Linked DNA regions of Homo sapiens: region 1 is linked to region 2. The links are chromatin contacts, found by POLR2A ChIA-PET in ENCODE. All regions are on one chromosome and are shown on one strand. Each heading gives the region's core, a stretch centred on a gene start or an enhancer-like site at or near the end of the contact. The rest is flanking DNA. Distances are from core to core; before and after follow the strand shown. Region 1 holds the start of MPDU1 (mannose-P-dolichol utilization defect 1). Region 2 holds the start of SPNS3 (SPNS lysolipid transporter 3, sphingosine-1-phosphate (putative)).

The links. ChIA-PET counts read pairs that join two places held with the same protein, here RNA polymerase II (POLR2A).
Region 1: POLR2A ChIA-PET joins it to region 2 with 12 read pairs in WTC11. The contact joins the promoter of MPDU1 here to the promoter of SPNS3 in region 2. POLR2A ChIA-PET finds 5 or more read pairs at or near these places in 2 of 52 experiments (WTC11 and activated T-cell).

The regions. Positions count from the first base shown.
Region 1 is chr17:7,578,742-7,585,283 of GRCh38, forward strand. It overlaps MPDU1 (mannose-P-dolichol utilization defect 1), which reads left to right and starts at 5,111. Exons shown (of 7, transcript NM_004870.4): 1 at 5,111-5,224. The coding sequence starts at 5,122. MPDU1-AS1 (MPDU1 antisense RNA 1) reads right to left here and starts at 5,351. Exons shown (of 2, transcript NR_136402.2): 1 at 5,177-5,351; 2 at 3,233-3,422. It overlaps EIF4A1 (eukaryotic translation initiation factor 4A1), which reads left to right. Exons shown (of 11, transcript NM_001416.4): 11 at 1-265. CD68 (CD68 molecule) reads left to right here and starts at 897. Exons shown (of 6, transcript NM_001251.3): 1 at 897-985; 2 at 1,069-1,586; 3 at 1,725-1,844; 4 at 1,970-2,042; 5 at 2,155-2,325; 6 at 2,637-3,370. The coding sequence starts at 937. The coding sequence ends at 2,770. It also overlaps SENP3-EIF4A1. RefSeq lists a silencer at 1-86 and enhancers at 3,935-4,808, 4,760-4,809, 4,809-5,683, 4,920-5,449, 5,684-6,542 and 2 more.
Region 2 is chr17:4,430,958-4,437,469 of GRCh38, forward strand. SPNS3 (SPNS lysolipid transporter 3, sphingosine-1-phosphate (putative)) reads left to right here and starts at 2,983. Exons shown (of 12, transcript NM_182538.5): 1 at 2,983-3,209. The coding sequence starts at 3,011. RefSeq lists an enhancer at 3,045-3,699.

The DNA of each region.
Region 1 (6,542 bases), core at 3,861-6,360, 3.1 Mb after region 2:
AACCTCCAGATCCCAGAGGCTCTCCTCACCTCAGCTGAGCTCCTTTGAAAGTGATTCAAGGGACTATGTCACTCAGCCTCATTTGCTGGACCAAATCTGGAGGGAGAACCCCTAAAACCCCTAAGTGAGGTTGCCCAGGGGGTTGTCCCCAGGTGGGGGGAAGCAGGGGAGAGAAAATGGTAGCCATTTTTACATTGTTTTGTATAGTATTTATTGATTCAGGAAACAAACACAAAATTCTGAATAAAATGACTTGGAAACTGCCTGTTTGGGCTTCTCATTTCTTACCTCCCCTTCCCTCTCCCACCTGCTACTGGGTGCATCTCTGCTCCCCCCTTCCCCAGCAGATGGTTACCTTTGGGCTGTTGCTTTCTTGTCACCATCTGAGTTCTCAGACGCTGGAAAGCCATGTTCTCGGCTCTGTGAATGACAATGCTGACTGGAGTGCTGCCCCTCTGTAAAGGGCTGGGTGTGGATGGTCACAAGCCCCTCACATGCCTCAGCCAAGAGGAAGTAGTACAGGGGTCAGCCCAGAGGTCCAGGGGAAAGGAGTGGAAACCGATTTCCCCACCAAGGGAGGGGCCTGTACCTCAGCTGTTCCCATAGCTACTTGCCACAACTGCCAAGCAAGTTTCGCTGAGTTTGACACATGGATCCCTGTGGATCAACTGCCCTAGGACTCCGTTTGCACCCATGTGACACTGTTGACTTTGCCCTGATGAAGCAGGGCCAACAGTCCCCTAACTTAATTACAAAAACTAATGACTAAGAGAGAGGTGGCTAGAGCTGAGGCCCCTGAGTCAGGCTGTGGGTGGGATCATCTCCAGTACAGGAAGTGAGACTTTCATTTCCTCCTTTCCAAGAGAGGGCTGAGGGAGCAGGGTTGAGCAACTGGTGCAGACAGCCTAGCTGGACTTTGGGTGAGGCGGTTCAGCCATGAGGCTGGCTGTGCTTTTCTCGGGGGCCCTGCTGGGGCTACTGGCAGGTAAGGAGGAAGGAGGCTGAGGGGAGGGGGCCCCTGGGAGGGAGCCTGCCCTGGGTTGCTAACCATCTCCTCTCTGCCAAAAGCCCAGGGGACAGGGAATGACTGTCCTCACAAAAAATCAGCTACTTTGCTGCCATCCTTCACGGTGACACCCACGGTTACAGAGAGCACTGGAACAACCAGCCACAGGACTACCAAGAGCCACAAAACCACCACTCACAGGACAACCACCACAGGCACCACCAGCCACGGACCCACGACTGCCACTCACAACCCCACCACCACCAGCCATGGAAACGTCACAGTTCATCCAACAAGCAATAGCACTGCCACCAGCCAGGGACCCTCAACTGCCACTCACAGTCCTGCCACCACTAGTCATGGAAATGCCACGGTTCATCCAACAAGCAACAGCACTGCCACCAGCCCAGGATTCACCAGTTCTGCCCACCCAGAACCACCTCCACCCTCTCCGAGTCCTAGCCCAACCTCCAAGGAGACCATTGGAGACTACACGTGGACCAATGGTTCCCAGCCCTGTGTCCACCTCCAAGCCCAGATTCAGATTCGAGTCATGTACACAACCCAGGGTGGAGGAGAGGTAAAGCTAAAACTGGGGGATGAGAGGGGAGGGAGGCAGGACTGGATATAGGCTCAGAGGGAAGAAGGAAGAGGGGACAGGGAACCTTGGCCGGCATCGCATGCAGTCTTGTGACCTTCCAGTCTTTAACTTCCGCAGGCCTGGGGCATCTCTGTACTGAACCCCAACAAAACCAAGGTCCAGGGAAGCTGTGAGGGTGCCCATCCCCACCTGCTTCTCTCATTCCCCTATGGACACCTCAGCTTTGGATTCATGCAGGTATAGCCATGACCTCAGTCTCACCCCTCACTCAGCCTCCCGGCGCCCCTCCCCTCCCAATCCCACACGCTACTCCTTCCTCTGTGGAGAGGGATACCACCTGCGCCTTCCTCTTCGCCCCACAGGACCTCCAGCAGAAGGTTGTCTACCTGAGCTACATGGCGGTGGAGTACAATGTGTCCTTCCCCCACGCAGCACGTAAGTAACCTCCTTCCCTTTCTCATTGCTACCACTAGACGCCAGGGTTCCTGAAAGGACTAAGCTGGGGCCAGGGAGGTGGATAGGATCTGACCCTTCCTCACTCCTCCAGAGTGGACATTCTCGGCTCAGAATGCATCCCTTCGAGATCTCCAAGCACCCCTGGGGCAGAGCTTCAGTTGCAGCAACTCGAGCATCATTCTTTCACCAGCTGTCCACCTCGACCTGCTCTCCCTGAGGCTCCAGGCTGCTCAGCTGCCCCACACAGGGGTCTTTGGGCAAAGTAAGACCTACCTACTCCTTCCCTCCTAGAATCCTCCCACTGCACTGAAAACCCCTTCCCCAGGCCCATAAGCCACTCATCTCTCTTCTTAACCCCCCAAATCTCGCTCTCCCAGCTTGTCATGGCTACAGGGCAGCTTTCTTTCCATCCTCTACAAGACTCTGCCAGTTTCCCCCTTTTATCACTGCTGAGTCACTGCGGTGAGCTCCTCACCAATCTCCTACTCCCCAGCATCCCCCCATTCCCTCCTCCCACCTTTATCCCAACCAGCACGTCACTGCAAATACCTACCTGCCCTATCCTTCCGCCAGGTTTCTCCTGCCCCAGTGACCGGTCCATCTTGCTGCCTCTCATCATCGGCCTGATCCTTCTTGGCCTCCTCGCCCTGGTGCTTATTGCTTTCTGCATCATCCGGAGACGCCCATCCGCCTACCAGGCCCTCTGAGCATTTGCTTCAAACCCCAGGGCACTGAGGGGGTTGGGGTGTGGTGGGGGGGTACCCTTATTTCCTCGACACGCAACTGGCTCAAAGACAATGTTATTTTCCTTCCCTTTCTTGAAGAACAAAAAGAAAGCCGGGCATGACGGCTCATGCCTGTAATCCCAGCACTTTGGGAGGCTGAGGCAGGTGGATCACTGGAGGTCAGGAGTTTGAGACCAGCCTGGCCAACATGGTGAAACCCTGTCTCTACTAAAAATACAATTAGCCAGGTGTGGCGGCGTAATCCCAGCTGGCCTGTAATCCCAGCTACTTGGGAGGCTGAGGCAGAACTGCTTGAACCCAGGAGGTGGAGGTTGCAGTGAGCCGTCATCGCGCCACTAAGCCAAGATCGCGCCACTGCACTCCAGCCTGGGCGACAGAGCCAGACTGTCTCAAATAAATAAATATGAGATAATGCAGTCGGGAGAAGGGAGGGAGAGAATTTTATTAAATGTGACGAACTGCCCCCCCCCCCCCCCCAGCAGGAGAGCAGCAAAATTTATGCAAATCTTTGACGGGGTTTTCCTTGTCCTGCCAGGATTAAAAGCCATGAGTTTCTTGTCACATGCCTTTCTATGCCTTCCATGGCTGGGTCTCAGGGAGCCGGAAGCAGCTGCTGAGGAGGGATGAAAATGTCAGTGTGTGACGATGCCTCATGGGTTCACCCCCCAAAGCCTGGCACAGCTGGTGTTGGGTCTGCCGTGCCTCCCTTCCTTCCTCCTCTTGGGGCCACTGGCTGCTCCAGTTCCCCATCCGTGGCAAGCCGGTAGAGCCATTCATCCCCGCAGCCTTCTTCCTGACCCTCGTACAGTTTCAAATGCAGCAGACAGCCAAAGCAATGAGTGGGGGGCTGTGGAACTTCATTCCCAAAGGCAGCGCCAGTGGCTCCTGAGCAATGAGAATGTCCTGTCCTGTCCACCATATTCAAGGCCAGCAGAAGAGCCCGATTAAACCCTCGCAGCACCTGGCATGCTCCTATCCCACCTACAAGGGGTTGAATCAAGAAGGAGCAGTGGGTACTCTGACCTCCACTGGGGGCTCCTGGGAACAGCATGCCCCCCACACGGGGCCACCTGCCAAGCCTAACTTCATGCCCCCAGTACTTGAGATGAGGAGTGTCACTCTCAGGACAGCCAAGGTCCAGATTCCAGAAAGGACCTCCCAGATGGCCACAGCCTGCACCAGCAGTGAGCGCCAGTCCCACCCATTACAGCTGGCTACGGCGCAATCCCTGGGAGCCAGGATGAGCAGCACCCCCCAGCCGTAGGAGCCCCAGGAGGCTTCCGGCCTCCAAGGCCCAGAGACTGCCCCACAAGGGCAGCCCTCACCTGGCAGGGCCCCAGCAGCCCCACCTCTGCCTGCAGACATCCGTGTGACCTTGTAGACTTTGGAGGGGGGCCGCCAAAGGGCTGATCCACAGCGGAATGACGCACGGGTGGGCACCGTGGGTTGGCGTCCCGGCGGTCGGTAACGAAGCACAACGCCCCCACCAGGTAGTCCAAGGTGCCCTTTCCCAAGCAGCGCTGCAGGGTCCACTCGGCCTCGCCGAAGTCTCTGCCCAGCACGTGGTGCGCCCTCGGGCCAGCGGGGAGGGGGCGAATCCCGGGACTGCCTCGCCAGGCCTCGGCTCCCCGGAGACTCTTGGGGGTCTGGGCCCCAAGGGTGATTCAGGTGCTGCCCTTCCCCGACCTGGGCTCGCCTCCCCCACCTCCTCCTCTGCTTCACTGTCCCGGGCCCAGCAGTTGCCGGCGCACTCATGCTCCGAGGCCTGAGCCAACCGGAGGCGAGACAAGCACAGGGCCCTGCGCGCAACCCGGCACCTAAGGAGGCCTGCCCGGTGCAGACTCTCCTGCTCCCACCGGCGCCCTTCCCTCTAGAGACGCTGAGAGAACGGGAGCTAGTAGCGCCCCCACCCAACGCCACCTCGGAGACTCCGGCTCCTTCTCTCTCAACTTCGAACAATACAAAGTGTGCTAGGAGAAGACAAGATGGCGCCCAGCAGGAGGAGCGGAGAAAGGCAGGGGTGTAAATCTGGCTTCCAAACTGGAAGCGTCAACAAAGGCGTGGGAGGTCTAACCGCGCAGGCGTGCAGCTTCGGCAAGCTTTACAATTCCAACAGCGCGTCCAAAACGTGGTCCCTGACTGAGACTTATTTTACGCCACTAGAGTGAGGGTGGGTAGCGTCAGAAAGAGCGGGGCACGGGGCGGGCCAGCTTCGCCGCGGGAAAAGAACGGGAGGCGGAGTGTCCGCAGCGCGCACGCGCAACGAAAGTCAATGGCGGTCTGGAGAGACTGGCGGAAGCTAGCTTTGCAATATGGCGGCCGAGGCGGACGGACCGCTTAAACGGCTGCTCGTGCCGATTCTTTTACCTGAGAAATGCTACGACCAACTTTTCGTTCAGTGGGACTTGCTTCACGGTGAGTTTTATTCAGCATCCGATCCAAGTCCTACTCGAGTGACCGTGGGCCCTTAGTCCAAGCCTTGATCGGCGACTAAGTGACGGCAGTGACTGCCGCCATGCCGAGCTGGACGGAAGTCACTTCTGAGAAGGGCGGAAGTGTCTCGGGCTCCTTAGAGGGAGGACACCATATTAGTGCCAGTGGGGAAGTCACCGGGTGGAATTACTTCTTTGTGGAGTTTGTGCTGTAGCGACAATGAAAAACGAAGAGTCAACTTTTATAAAACAAAATAAAAATTAAGTCAAATCATGCCAACCTTTATTAGATCGCTAGCAGGGTTAAACTTAATTCAAAGCCCCTGATGAATCGGGCCTTCATTGCACCCCCAAAGGCTCCGCCACCCTGATTGCTTTCTTTCCAGCCTCCAGGTTTGCTCATAGTCTGATTTCGGAATAATTTGCCTCCCTTCCTTTTTCTGATTGCGAGACAGCTCCACAAGGGTCACCGTCAGACCGTTTGGGGAGCGTCAGTCTGCCCCTGTCAGTTCATGGTACCTCTCTTGAGCTCGTGGGGCACTTTGTTTTAGCCGCATTCATGACCCGTGAGAGTCAGACTCCCACTAGACCAAGTTCCTTGAGGGGAAGGCTTCAAGGCTAGAGAAGTTGTGGATGGCCAGGGCATAAAAGCAAGCCTTGAAAGGGTAAGGTTTAGTCCCTGAGTAGGGGCCAGGGACAGTCAGAGTGTTCAAGAAAGAGTGGTATGGGGCGGGCACGGTGGCTCACGCCTGTAATCCCAGCACTTTGGGAGGCCGAAGCGGGTGGATCACCTGAGGTCAGGCGTTCGAGACCAGCCTGGCCAATAGGGCGAAACCCCGCCTCTACTAAAAATACAAAAAATTAGCCGGGCGTTGTGGCAGGCGCCTGTAATCCCAGCTACTCGGGAGGCTGAGGCAGGAGAATCGCTTAAACCCGGGAGACAGAGGTTACAGTGAGCCAAGATCGTGCCATTGCACTCCAGCCTGGGCAACAAGAGTGAAACTCCGTCTCAAAATTAAAATAAGAAAAAAAAAATGGTATGAAGACTTGTCTTTGGAGAGAGAAGACATGTGAAATGGGGCACCCATTGGCCCAGAGAAGGGAAATAAAGGATCAGAGAGCTCTTGGGCATTTCTCAGCTTTATATGGGGAAGCAATGGAGAGCCGTGGAGGTCAAGCCAAGTTTGGGTGTTAATTTATAGGGAATGGAAGATTGGATGTGGGGGGTGGTAGGCATCGGAGAAAAGCTGTTTTGGAAAGTAACAGTCTGGGGCCCGGTGCGGTAGCTCGAGCTTATAATC
Region 2 (6,512 bases), core at 1,733-4,232:
GCATGAGGCTTTCAATCTCTCCACCAACATTTGTTATTTCCTCTCTCTCTCTTTTTAAAATTATAGCCGTCTTAGTGGGTACGAACTGATATCTTATGGTGGCTTCAATCTGCCATTTTCCTAATGACTTGTGATGTTGAACATTTTTCTTTCTTTTTTTTTTTTTCCCCCGAGATGAAGTCTCGCTCTGTCACCCAGGCTAGAGTGCAGTGGTGTGATCTCAGCTCACCGCAACCTCTGCCACCCGGGTTCAAGCAGTTCTCCTGCCTCAGCCTCCTAAATAGCTGGGATTACAGACACATGCCACCACGCCCAGCTAATTTTTGTATTTTTAGTAGATATGGAGTTTCACTATGTTGGCCAGGCTGGTCTCGAACTCCCAACCTTGTGATCCACCCACCTGAGCCTCCTAAAGTGCTGGGATTGCAGGCGTGAGCTACTGTGCCCAGCCTGAACATCTTTTTATGTGCTTGTCGGTCACCTGTATATCTTCAGAGAAATGTCTGTTCAACTCCTTGGCCCATTTTTGTCCCCCTGATGTTTTTTTTCTTTAGAGATGGGATCTCACTCTGTTGCCCAAGCTGGAGTACAGTGGCATGATTATAGCTCACTGTGGCCTCAACCTCCCAGGCTTAAGTGATCCTTCCACCTCAGCCTCCAGAGTAGCTGGGACTACAGGTCCATGCCACTATGCCCGGCTCTTCACCCATTTTTAAATTGGTTTGTCATTTTATGCTTTAACTTTTTGTTTAGATATAATTTATAACTTATAGAAAGTTTATCATATAGCGTAAAGAAACTCTTATAATCTTTACCCAGATTCATCTATTATTAATATTTGCCCCATTTGTTTTCTTACTATACATATCTAATATTTTTTCCTGAACCGTTTGAGAATGAGTGGCATAAATCATGGCCCTGTACCTCTAGATACTTCAGATAAGGATATTTACTTATTTACTTACATAACCATAGTTCACAGATGCTGATATGCTATTTCTTCCTGATCCAGTTTTATCAGTTGATCCAGTACAGGAGCGAGGTTGGGATCCTGTACTGCTCTTAATTGTCTTATTGTCTTGTCTCTCTTTTTTTTTTTTTTTTTTTTGAGACGGAGTCTTGTTCTGTCACCCAGGCTAGAGTGCAGTGGCACGATCTTGGCTCACTGCAACCTCTGCCTCCCGGGTTCACATGATTCTCCTGCCTCAGCCTCCTGAGTAGCTGGGACTACAGGTGCACACCACCACACCCAGCTACTTTTTTGTGTATTTTTAGTAGAGACAGGGTTTCACTATGTTGGCCAGACTGGTCTCGAACTCCTGACCTCGTGATCCGCCCGCCTGGGCCTCCCAAAGTGCTGGGATTACAGGCATGAGCCACCGCGCCTGGCCTATCTTGTCTCTTTGTTGCTTTTAATCCAAAACAGTCCCTCAGAATATTTTTTTTTTTTCGAGACAGAGTTTTGCTCTTGTTGCCCAGGCTGGAGTGTAATGGCGTGATCTTGGCTCACCACAACCTGTGCCTCCCGGGTTCAAGCAATTCTCCTGCCTCAGCCTCCCGAGTAGCTGAGATTACAGGCACCTGCCACCATGCCTAGTTAGTTTTGTATTTTTAGTAGAGACGGGGTTTCTCCACATTGGTCAGGCTGATCTTGAACTCCCGACCTCAGGTGATCCACCTGCCTCGGCCTCCCAAAGTGCTGGGATAACAAGCGTGAGCCACCACGCCTAGCTCCCTCAGTCTTTCTTAGTCTTTCATGACTCTGACATTTTTCAATATACAGTCCCTTTAAAGAAATAGTGTTTCTCAATTTGGGCTTGTCTGATGTTTTTTCATTTTAAAAATTAAAAAAAAAATTTTTTTTTTTGAGTTGGGGTCTTGCTTTGTCACCCAGCCTGGAGTGCAGTGGCACGAACATGGCTCACTGCAGCCTCGACTTCCCAGGCTAAGGCGATCCTTCCTACCTCAGCCTCCCAAGTAGCTGGGACTGTGGACGCACACCACTACACCCGGCTATTTTTTTTTAAAATTTTTTATTTTTTTGGTATTTTTGTAGCAATGGGGTTTCACCATGTTGCCCAGGCTGGTCACAAACTTCTGGGCTTGGATGATCCTCCTGTCTTGGCCTCCCAGTGTTAGGATTACAGGTGCGAGCCACCGCGTCTGGCTGATGTCTTCTCATGATGAGATTCCGGTTGTGCCTTCCTGGCTGGAATGCCACATAGATGATGCTGTGACCTGCGAAGACCTTCACATCTGGAGGCACACGACACCCTCCTGCCTCTCACAGGTGATTTATTTTAACCCCTTGGTCAAGATGTCTGATTCCTCTACTGTATAGTTACTCTTTTTCCTTTTGTTACTAATAAGCAATCTATCAAGAGATGCTTCGTGACCGTGCTGACACCCTCCCCCCTCACTGAAGTCTTCCCCCCAGATTTAGCCCCCACTGATGAGTTTTGCACACAGGCTGTCTTCTTGTAGGCAGCCCCCTCTGCTACCTTTGTTTTTCCGGGAAGGACCTTAGATCCTGGGTAGGTGCTCATCCTGCCTGGCAGTCGAGTGCAATGCTGCTGTCCTGGCCAATGCCCAGCCTTCCTCATTTGCCCCGGCTTCAAGGCATTGGTTCACAGTCCCGTACGGGCAGCTAGACCATCTCACAGCAAGCAGCACTCTGGGAGGCTCATCTCATTTCCTGCCCTGGAAGCTTCCCTTCCTCACTGCAGCCACTGAAGCTGCAGGCTAGATCAAGGGGACCACAGAGTTGTCCAGTCCCCAGGGTGGGGGTGCCAGGAGCCCTTGTCCTCCGTAGCAGGTCTCAGAGGCTGACGATGGGGAAATCGCACTGGTGAAGCTGCCGTGGGGTCAGGAGGAACCTGCGATAAGACGCCCAACAGTTAGGGCAGGTGCTTTGAGGTTTGGAGCCTGGGACCCCACAGGAAGTGACTTCGTGCTGAGCTAATGTTGCTTCATCCTGGCGCCAGTCTCAGGCCAAGAGCTGCAGGCTGGCATGGCTGGGGGGATGTCAGCGGAGTGCCCTGAGCCTGGGCCAGGAGGTCTGCAGGGCCAGTCCCCAGGGCCAGGCAGGCAGTGTCCCCCTCCCATCACGCCCACCTCCTGGAGCCTGCCCCCGTGGAGGGCCTACGTGGCTGCCGCCGTCCTCTGCTACATCAACCTCCTGAATTACATGAACTGGTTCATCATTGCAGGTGAGGAGGGGATGGCTACCCTGGGCAGTACCTGCTGCTGTGCCCACCAGCCAGGGGCTGCAGATCCATGGTGGCCTTCCAGCCATCACCCATCTTTCTGCTCCTGGGCCCATCTCTGGTGTTCTCACCTCTAGAGGTGGTTTTCAGCTGTGCTCGAATCGGGGAGGACCAACTGATGTTCCCAATCCAGCCTCAACTAAGAAGGGACACAGGCTGGGCATGGTGGCTCCCGCTTGTAATTCCAGCACTTTGGGAGGCTGAGGCAGGAAGATTGCTTGAGCCCAGGAGTTTGAGACCAACCTGGACAACATAGTGAGACTCTGTCTCTATTTATTTATTTTTTTTTTTGAGACAGAGTCTCGCTCTGTCGCCCAGGCTGGAGTGTAGTGGCGCAATCTCAGCTCACTGCAACCTCTGTCTCCCAGGTTCAAGTGATTCTCCTGCCTCAGCCTCCCGAGTAGCTGGGATTACAGGCGTGCACCACCACATCCGGCTAATTTTTGTATTTTGAGTAGAGGAGGAGTAGGGACGGGGTTTTACCATGCTAGTCAGGCTGGTCTCGAACTCCTGACCTCAGGTGATCCACCCGCCTCGGCCTCCCAAAGTGCTGGGATTACAGGCATGAGCCACCGTGCCCGGCCTTTTTTTTTTTTCTTGAGACAGAGTCTCAATCTGTTGCCCAGGCTGGAGTGCAGTGGCGCGATCTCGGCTCACTGCAACTTCTGCCTCCCAGGTTCAAGCGATTCCTATCTCAGCCTCCCGAGTAGCTGGGACTACAGGCGCATACCACCATGCCAGGCTAGTTTTTGTATTTTTAGTAGAGACGGGGTTTTGCCGTGTATGCCAGGCTGTCTCGAACTCCAGACCTCAGGTGATCCGCCTGCCTCGGCCTCCCAAAGTGTTGGGATTATAGGCATGAGCCCCTGCGCCCAGCCGAAACTCTGTCTCTATTTAAAAAATTAAAAATATTTTAGGGCTGGGTGCGGTGGCTCAGGCCTGTAATCCCAGCACTGTGGGAGGCCAAGGTGGGCGGATCACTTGAAGTGAGGACTTTGTGACCAGCCTGGGCAACATGGTGAAACCCCGTCTCTACTAAAACTACAAAAATTAGCCGAGCATGGTAGCGGGCACCTGTAATCTCAGCTACTGGGGAGGCTGAGGCAGAGAATTGCTTGAACCTGGGAGGTGGATGTTGCAGTGAGCCGAGATCCCACCATTGAGCCAAGATCCCACCATTGCACTCCAGTCTGGGCGACAGAGCAAGGCTCTGTCTCAAAAAAAAAAAAATAAAAAATAAAAAATAAATAAATAAATAAATATTTTTTAAAAATTAAGGGAGGGCACAGTGGGGGTGGGGCCAGAGACATAATGAGGGGTGGGTGGGTGAGGACAGCAGGCAGGACTTCCAGGCAGAGGCCCCCAGGTTCTAGGTGGAGGACAGGGTAGCCTGGGCCAGACAAGAATAGCTCCTGCTGGCTGTGTTTCTAGGACAACAGGCTGCTCGCAAACCTCACACGTCCTGCCTTCCTTCTTGCAGGCTTCAGGGCTCAACCTGCTCTGTCTTCTGTCACTCATTCACTAACTCACTCACTCATTCATTCATTCAAGACTGATCAGGGGCCAGGCGTGGTGGCTCACGCCTGTAATCCCAGCTACTCGGGAGGCTGAGGCAGGACAGTCGCTTGAACCCGGGAGGCGGAGGTTGCGGTGAGCTGAGATCGTGCCACTGCACTCCAGCCTGGGCGACAGAGCGAGACTCCGTCTCAAACAAAGACAACAACAATAACAACAGCTGATTGAGGCTCCACTTGCTCTTCTCTTCTTGTCATTCATTCATTCAAGACCGGCTGAGCACTAACTGTGGGCAGGACCCCCTGCTGGCTGCTGTGGACCCAGGGAGGAAATCGGACTTGGAGTTCCTGAACTCAGGAATGACCATCTCATGGGGCAGAGATAGAGGCTGGTTGATGGCAGTCCTGCGAGGCGGAGAGGTGCGGCCAGACAAGGGGGAGGCACAGGCCGGGCTGGGAGCTCAGGAGGGTGCCTGCAGCTGCCAGGCATCTCTGAGACCTGGGCATCGATCTGTCAGTTACCAGCTCAGCATGCCAGAGAGTGGCTATGGAATCATGAAACTCTAGGGGCTGCAGAGCCATCCCCAGACCTGGTCATCGTCTTTGAGGAGCTCAGAGGTCAGGAGCTTCTCCTCACATGAGGTCAGGAGTTCGAGACCAGCCTGGGTAACATAGAAAAACCTTGTCTCTACAAAAAATTTAAAAAATTAGCCAGGGACAGTGATGTCTTCAGCCTCTCGGGAGGCTGAAGCAGGAGGATTGCTTGAGGCTGAAGCAGGAGGATTGCTTGAGGCTGAAGCGGGAGGATTGCTTGAGGCTGCGGTGAGCCCTCTAGCCTGAGTGACAGAGCAAGATCTTATCTAAACCCCTAAAGACAAAAAGCCAAAACAAAGCAAAACAAAACACATGAAACAAAAAACCCCAAAGGGGTGTATGGGGTGAGAACAGAGCTTCTTGGGTGCCAGACTGGGAGCTTGGACTTTCTGCCTTGGGCAATGGGGAGCCATATAATTGGATTTGAGGCCCTGATGGAGGCAAAATGAGCCAGGGAGTCAGTTCAGAGGCTGCTGTAGTGGATCAGGCCAAAGCTGAGGAGGCCTGAGTTGGAGTGTGGGCCAAGGGCACGCAAAGGCGAGAAGGGGCAAGAGGTGGATGGGAGCCAGGAATCACCAGTGTGGAGCTCTCTGAACCCACGAGCCTGGGGACCCGCTATCTCTGCCGCTAGCCCTGGAGGTCCCTGGCTGGGCCCTAAGACCCTGAGTCTTGCCTGTCCAGGTCCCTTCTCCATCAGCACTTCCTCTGTATGTGCAAGAAAGGGGGCTGTGGTTACTGTGGGGATAGAGACCTGGAGAAGTGAAACCGTGCTGAGCATCTGGGAACTGGTGGGGGTAAACAGCTAAAATGTTCTTGCAGGAAACAGCTCTTATGGGGCCAGGGTGGTAGGCTACAGATGAAAGCAAGGGTGGGTGCACGCTTGGCTCTGGATCACCTCTAGAGTACCATGGGGCTGAGAGGAGCCCAGGAGGAGAGAAAACAAGGGGATGAGTCCTCATTCCTGAAAATGGAAGATGGGCACAATTTGGAGCATTTTCGTTTAGCTATTTATTTTGCTTACCTGTGTTGTCTCCTTTTTTTCTTTCCAATGACTGTCTTCTTTGTGTATTTAAAATAATAAAAGGGGGACTTTGAGAGGCCGAGGCAGGTGGATCACCTGAGATCAGGAGTTCGAGAC